3 separate regions of the Mus musculus genome follow, and all the other regions are linked to region 3. The links are chromatin loops, found by intact Hi-C in ENCODE. Cell type or tissue: heart. All regions are shown on one strand. Region 1 overlaps Hadh (hydroxyacyl-Coenzyme A dehydrogenase). Region 2 overlaps Hadh (hydroxyacyl-Coenzyme A dehydrogenase). Region 3 has its middle 6.0 kb from the start of Ostc.

The links. A loop is a pair of places that touch in the nucleus more often than their neighbours do. Peaks named below come from ENCODE experiments on the same cell type or tissue, not always from the same donor. Only the 100,000 strongest peaks of a DNase experiment are listed, where the experiment ranks them.
Region 1: it touches region 3 in a loop (5-fold over the local background); 23 of 42 quality-filtered maps call a loop at or near these places.
Region 2: a loop joins it to region 3, with 7 times the contacts of the local background. A loop is called at or near these places in 24 of 42 quality-filtered maps.

What each region holds. Positions count from the first base shown.
Region 1 is chr3:131,244,792-131,247,291 of GRCm38, reverse strand. It overlaps Hadh (hydroxyacyl-Coenzyme A dehydrogenase), which reads left to right. Exons shown (of 8, transcript NM_008212.4): 4 at 2,006-2,132. Among named protein-coding and RNA genes, the nearest start is that of Hadh, 26 kb to the left of the region's middle. In heart, CTCF peaks have their summits at 816 (motif pointing left) and 1,373 (motif pointing right); DNase peaks (open chromatin) are centred at 741 and 1,261; H3K27ac peaks cover 667 bases.
Region 2 is chr3:131,236,679-131,239,178 of GRCm38, reverse strand. All of the region lies in intron 6 of Hadh (hydroxyacyl-Coenzyme A dehydrogenase), which reads left to right. Among named protein-coding and RNA genes, the nearest start is that of Hadh, 34 kb to the left of the region's middle. In heart, a CTCF peak has its summit at 1,229 (motif pointing right); a DNase peak (open chromatin) is centred at 1,168; H3K27ac peaks cover 294 bases.
Region 3 is chr3:130,714,209-130,716,708 of GRCm38, reverse strand. No RefSeq gene overlaps it. Among named protein-coding and RNA genes, the nearest start is that of Ostc, 6.0 kb to the right of the region's middle. In heart, no CTCF peak of the experiment used is centred here; a DNase peak (open chromatin) is centred at 1,248; H3K4me3 peaks cover 783 bases; H3K27ac peaks cover 540 bases.

The DNA of each region.
Region 1 (2,500 bases), 530 kb before region 3:
TGTGAGCCACCATGTGGTTGCTGGGATTTTGAACTCAGGACCTTTGGAAGAGCAGTCGGTGCTCTTAACCGCTGAGCCATCTCACCAGCCCCGGGGGAAAGTCTTAAATAAATGCCTGCTGGGGAGTTCAGAGCGGACCAGACAGAAGGCAAAGCGCCTTTGTGCCATTTTGAACACTTTTCTGTTTTCAATTTTATTTGGGTTTAATTGGAACCCGCTTGAGGGCATTCAGTGAACACCAGGCTTCCTGGGAAGGACAGCAGGAAAGGCAGCCATAGCAGGGTCATGGAGGAGTTGCCAGGCTTGTAAAATGGTACATAGGTAACACTGTAGGGTCACACTCTAGGACCGCCTCTTAGTGTTTGACTCTTAGCTTTTGGCAGTTATGATGACTGGCTGGTTCACTGCCGCGTGCTTATGCCCACGTGATGTGTCTATGGCCCATGGCCGACTTGGCCACACTTCCCTTCTTGGTTAGACTGGAATGGAGTAAAGTTACAAGCAAAAGTCATTTTTAGGGAAGCACCGGTGACCCGTGGCTGAAGGAAACACTTGCACATCAGCTTATGGGGCTGTAAACCCTCAGGTGTGTGTCCTGGTGACCTTCTTGTCCCCTGTACAGCACTCTGCTGGTCATGTGCATTTAGCGCTTCAGAAACAGGACAAAGAGGACACCTGGTACTGGGGTTTGTCTCTCAAGTCAGCACAGAGCCTGGGAAGGCCATCAAACCAAGGCCAGTAACAACAACGTGACTTCACTGTTCTCCTGAAGCAGTCTGACCTTGATGCGAGGTCACCTAGTGGCAGTGAGCATCCAACGCCCCCTGGTGTCAGTGGAGGGTAAGGAGAGGATGGGGGAGGGGCAGTCGGGAGGCTAGGCCAGCTCTACCTTACCTGGGGATGGCCCAAAGTTTCCAGCCTGTGACTGAAGGGTCTTGAGGTAGAAGATTTCAAAGACCTTCCCAGTTGGTACCTTGGATTTTTAAAAAGCCCGCCCCAGAGGTTGGATCTGTTAGTGCCTGACCTTAAGCCTCGGATACCTTCGTCCCTTACCTACCTACCCACTTAGTCTACACACACACACCAAAGACGGTCTTCTTCTGTAGTCCAAGGTGACAACCTCCAACCCACAATCCTGCCTCAGCCACCCAGGTACTAGGTGTATATGTGTATTTGGATACTCACAGGCGTCTCTCTTTTCCAAATTACTGATTTCTTTTTGCCCCAGCTGGTTTCTTCCTGCCAGCCCCTGACTTTGGTCAGCAACCCTAGAGAGAATATGGTCAGTAGGGGCCACTGTCCTTGGGTAGTAGGACCAGATCCAACTGTGCTAAAGGGCATCCTACTGGTTTGTAAGTTATCCACAAGGTGGCGCTGTAGGAACGGGATTTGCCTTGGTGCCTTTGGCAGCCTCACTTTATTTCTGGTCTTAGCAGATGAAGTTTTGAGAAGAGAATTGGATTTGGTCTCTGACAGTATGTGATTTGCAAGTTGATAAGTTAAGGTTCTATATGCATAAAATAAGACAAGTGTGTTTTCAGGATAGCCTGTAAAACGGAGGTCTGTGAACATGTGTTTTGTGTGTGTGTGTGTGTGTGTGTGTGTGTGTGTACTCTTCTGTCCCAGGTTGTCTGAGACTAAACTTCCCTTTCGGCCATGTTCAAAGCCTGTGTCTTCATTTCCATTCTTGTCTAATGACCAGGTTAAAGCTCTGCACTAGAGGGGGAACTGTTCTATGCTCCTGGGGGCGCAGCTGTGTTTCTCTGAGGATTGTTTACAGTTTCAAGTGTCTGATCACTTCACTGTGCCACGTCTGGTAGATGTGGGGATTTAAATAGAAAACGCAGTCGCTTGGTTTCAGCCTCTCCTGTTGCTGCACCTTCTGACTGACTTCCTCAGCGGGACATGCGGTGGGGTGGGGAGTGGTGGTAGGTCTGCCTCGGGCACCGGGATGATACGGTGCCGTGATGCTGACAATGGGCTCCCGTGTTTCTTCTCTCCACAGACACACCATCTTTGCCAGCAACACGTCTTCTTTGCAGATCACAAACATAGCCAATGCCACCACCAGACAAGACCGATTTGCTGGCCTCCACTTTTTCAACCCCGTGCCTATGATGAAGCTTGTGGAGGTCAGTGGGCATCTGGTCCTGATGTTGCGTGACACGTAACCGGAACCTGGAAGGTCGATACAAAAAAAAAAGCCCCCTTTGTATATCGGTTGTCACAATTGTCCTCTTCAGGAGAGGAAGAAAGGGCAGCTCTTATCTTGGAAGGCTCCTCTACTTTGTTTTTTGTTTTGTTTTGTTTTGTTTTTTTTATGTGCCTGTGTCAGGGCCAATGACAGTGCTGACAGGGACATCAGACTGGGAGGAACACGAGGTCACTGACATGATGAGAGAGACAGGGGAGACCCATACACCTTCATACCGTCTTGCTGAGGTCAGCTTGCTCCATGCTGGAGATACGCAGGTCTTCTCTGACATGGGGTTCTAGCTCG
Region 2 (2,500 bases), 520 kb before region 3:
CCTCTTATAACGTCCCTTTGTCACTGGGTATTCAGTTGGCCAACTCTGAGGCGTGCTGAGACACATGCCCACTTTTTTGGGTTCTGCGTTTTCATTGAAGCCTTTAGATACCCCCTCTGTTGGTTGCTACCTGTCACCTTTGATCCCTCGATGTCAACGGTGTTCCTCTTCTCTCCCAGCCCCACCTCCTCCTACCAGGCCACCATACTGAGGCTCGGCCACACAGCTATCCTGGTCACTACATGCTTTCTCGGGTCTGTCTCCTACACCATGCTCGCCAAGAAAGTGGAGGACCCTGTTCCCTCTTTTTGTCCGTGTTCCCGGCTGGTGCGCTGGCTTTGTTCCCTGGCTCCTTTAGGGAGAATCTTTCTGTCCCGGCTTGTGTGTGTTTGTCCCTGCAGTTTGGTAAATGCTGTTTTGGTGGTAGAGCCGTCTGATGGTAGAAGGATGTCTGGGAGACTGAGCAGCTGCCGAATATCATGAGTGCCCACTGCACCTCTCGCACCCTGTGTAGAAAGTCTGAGCTCTGACAGCCTCCTGCAGTAGGCCTGCTTTTCACAGCGGTGTGCTGTCCCTGGCATCATCACTTGATGGGTACGGTGACGCCCCAGCTCTGAGGGCAGAGTAGCGTAGGCTTGGGAAGCTGTCGGCCCTGTCCTGAGCTCGCTCAGCTCTGAAAGGTCAGCGAGGGCGTGTGGTCAGCTCTCCTTAGGACGGCTGTGCTGTAGTAGCCTGGGATGTCATGAACTCACCTTCTTGTCACTGTAGGGTGTCCTAGGCACGCATACAAAGTGCCCACCCCCAAACTCCATACTTACCCTGGCTGGAGATAAATAGAACACTCTTCCGTAACTTGTGTACAAGCCCTGGCTGGGAACTCTTCTACCTCACCCTAAGATTCTGCCATCACCTCCATGTACATCATTCCATCAGAGCCCCAATGCTGTCCCTGAGCTCTAAACTGGGCATAATCCGCCATTGCTCTCTCTGATAGCTCTCCTAAGGGCCGTTTGCCTCCCTCCCCTATGGCACGCCACATCTGACTTCCCAGCTGTCGTCTTTCCTGGGGCATGATCAGAGTCCTCATCTTCATGTCCCCAACAGCTCACTCCAGACAGAGTGGGGATTTAGCCGCCTGTCAGGAAGGAGGGTCTGTCTGGCAGGGCTCCGCTCCTTGCTGGTTGGTCCTTGTAGCTGGAGCTTGTAGCTGGTAATGTTGAGACTGACCGGCAGGTGGTGCCAGAGATTTAGACAAGGACTCAACGGTGGCTGCAGGTCCCTGGTCTCTAGCCCCAAGCCTCCAGCCATCTAGGTTTGGAGGGTTTTGTTGTTGTTGTTGTTGTTGTTGTTGTTTTGTTTTGTTTTGTTTTGTTTTGTTTTTTGAGGAAACTTCACCTCATTGTCCTGAGTAAAGTTCAGGGCCACAGTATGTACTCAGGGGAGGTAAAGAGAGTGAAGCGGAGGTCTGTGTGGCTTTTTTGTTTGTTTTTTAAATGGAAGGGCCACCAGGTTCTCAGACAAGTACTGGGCATTGCAGGAATTTAGGTTTAAAGCATGCTATGTGTAACTCCCTCTTGGCCAACGTTTTGTATCTGTTGCTTTTCTATATTTTTCTCTTTGCCTATTTACTCTGATTTGCTTACGATTTTTTTTTAATTGTGTTGACTTTGTATAAGAGTACTGATTTTAAAAAAATACTTTGTGCCGTTCAATAATTTTGGAAATAGTAATAATTTTCAAGTGAGGATCTGAATTGGGAATTATAGTCTTGCCTTTGGCTCTGACTATGGGTTTGATTAAATGACTTTAGGTTAGGTTAGAAGCTGTTAGATTTCTGTCCCCGGGCCGTGTGCATTCTTTTGAGGGGACACTGCCTTTTTAAATGAGCTGTCAGTGTGGCTCTGACAGCTGTGGAGAGACACAGCGATGATGGGTGTTCTGGCTCTTGGGCCTAGCTGCTTCTGTTTCATGCGCTGCAGGGTGGGGTTGGGGGGTGGGGCGTGGGGGAGAGGTTCTGATTGGAGCCATGTGACAGAAGCCTAGAATAAGGCTAAGGCTTGAAGGTATAGGAGGGCTACTGTTCCAGGCCCAGGCCACGGCTTGCAGGAAGCAGACCTGGAGCAGGAGCCTGTAAGGGGGTTACGTCTGGCATCTGGAGGCCACTTTAGCATCGCGCGTCTCCACATCCTGAACAATGTGTGTGCGAGCTGTGGAGTTAGAGCCCGGTCTGTACTGCGCGTACCGGCTCATGTCCTCTGCGCATGTGCTGTAGTGTCTGTCTCCAGTGCCCTTCCAGCTTCCTTTGGGAGTCTCTGCACCCTTCAGAACCCCGGCCTCAGAGGCAGAGGACTGAGCTGGTGAAGTCTGAGTGCTTCTGTTCATCTTTGCCTGCACATCGTGAGCTGGTTTGGATGCTGCAGTGCTTGCCCCCCACCCCCACCCTGTTATGTCACCAGTAGCTTGAACACTTTGCCCATGTCTCATTGCAAGTGTCTAGTGG
Region 3 (2,500 bases):
TAATGTTCGGCGTATTTCCTTTCAACTGAACTCGAGGGAAAGTACTTTGATACAATGTACATATGGAAATATTTTACAGCATTCTTAAAAAGTTAGATATTTCATTTAATATATATAAAACATACTCTTTTTCTTTTCAATGCACATAAGTACAGCCAAATCAATGCCTTCAAGGGTCCTTCGTCATTTCAGCCCACGTATTTTTGTTTTGTTTCTCTCTATGTTGGTGCTTAGAGTTTGCTGTGTTTGGAAGGCCTGGCTGACAGCCCTGGAGCCAGGGTTGCTGCTCGAGGCTTTTGGCCAGCAGCAGCAGCAGCCGCTCAGATGTACTCCACATACTCACCTCTGGAAAGATCATTTCTGGAGGTGAGAAGGCTCTTTGATTTCCCAGCAGCCCCGAAAGCCGTTGATGAGGACGGCCGTGGTACGGCTGCCCATTTGCAAGGACTTTGAGTTCTGAAGCCACTGCCATATTTCACATATGTAGTGAAATTGCAATCTGGGTTTTAGTTCAAATTCTTTGAAAAGATTAAAGTCTGTGCTTTTAGATGCTATTCCTAACCTTGGGGTAAAAGATAGTCTTCAATCAAAAGAATCCATTAATACTGGTAACATTTTTTTTTAAGGCATAGGGAGATGGAACAGATGATAGGGATAGCATTTGCTGTCAGGTTTTTAATCTCTTATATTAATGACTTCTAAAAAAACACTTATTATTGTATGTCTGTGTATATGTATGTATGCCTATGAGCACTTGCATGCCACAGCATACACATGAATATCAGACAACAACTTGCGAGAGTTGGCTCTCTCCTTCCACCATAAGGGGTCCTGCATATTTATTAAAAGATGTATCATGTTAAAAATTTAATAGAATTATTCTTTGTAAAAAATATTCAGTTGGCCAAAATTTGCCAGACCCATTTTTAAAGTTTTATAAATCTATATGATTTTCAAGGCAGCTAGATACATTTTTTTAAAAATCCTGGGTTTGATATTTTATTCATTTGAAAATGATGCTTTCAGGAGGTTTTTCTTTCATCTTTAAAGGAATAAACCATTTGCATTTTAAAGATATGCTGGAGCGCTCCAGGAAGCAGCCTTTTCTATTTATGTTATATTTAATTGCACTTACTTGATCATAGCATCCAGGCAAGTTTTTAAAAAACAAGTTTGCCTTTTTACTGTGCTTGTGAGCACAGCTGACAAATCTCAACTTATCAAAAGTACGGTTTTTTGGCCAGAGAAAAACTGCGTCTGACGGAGTACTAGAAAAGAGAAACCCTGCCCCACTGTGGCCACAGGAAGGAATTACAAGTGGGAAGTTCAGATGGTTATTTGAATTATACCAGCTTTGCCGAAAAGATTTAATTTCAATGTATATAGTTTTTTCTACAAAAGTCTATATGTTCGCGTTCATGTATGCATATATTTTAGTCTAACTCACTGCTATGTAGCAGTCATTCCTCTCTTGACAGTCTGCGGCACCGTTCACTTCCAGCGGCCATCTAACCCTCGAACACGTAGAGAAACTCAGCCCTCTTTCTCTTTAGCGCCTCAGAACTCAAATCTACAGGAGACACGGCGGAAGGCTTCCGCTAGTTTCTGGCCATGTCAGCGTCAGAATTTTGACCATATTTACGGTTAGGAATCTTCTGTCTGAGGAGTGACCTTGACATCTACTCCAGGGAATTATTGGATGGGTTGGATAAGATGACGTGGCACTGGGGGTGGCGGTGCACACCTTTAGTCCCAGCACTCAGGAAGCAGAGGCAGGCGGATATCTGTGAGTTCGAGGCCAGTCTGATCTACAGAGTGAGATATAGGTCAGTCAGGGCTACATAGAGAAAGTCTGTCTCAGAAAACAAAACAAAACATAAATTAAAGAAAAAAAAAAGACAGCATAATTCCCCTATGCACAACGGACATATATGTTGGTTGTCTAATACCTCTGCTTTTTTCTGGTTTTGTTTTTTTTTTTTTTTCCTTCTTTTTCTAGGTCAAGTGTGTGTGGCAGCACATGTCTGGAATCTTGGCTATATAGGAAAATAAGGCAGGTAGATCAAAAATTCAAGGCCAGTCAGTCCAAGCATCTGGCACTATCTCGTCTCAAAAATTAAAATGGGAGGGTCTGGAGATATGGATCAGTGGATAGGAGCAAGACCTGCTCCTGCAGAGGACCTAGGCTCTATTCTTGACAGATCACAACTGTTTCTAACTCCCATTCCAGGGTATGCAAGGCACACACATATAGCCAGGCAAAAGACATATGCACAGAGCTGGAAAGCTGGCTCAGTGGTTAAGAGCACTGACTGCTCTTCCAGAGGTCCTGAGTTCAAATCCTAGCAACCACTTTGGCCTCTGTAATGGAACCTGATGCCCTCTTCTGGTGTGTCTGAAAACAGCTACAGAATACTCATATACATAGAAAGTAAACACACACTGTAAAAACTTAGAAAGTGATAATAAATTTTAAAGGAGTGGGGATATATGCATACAT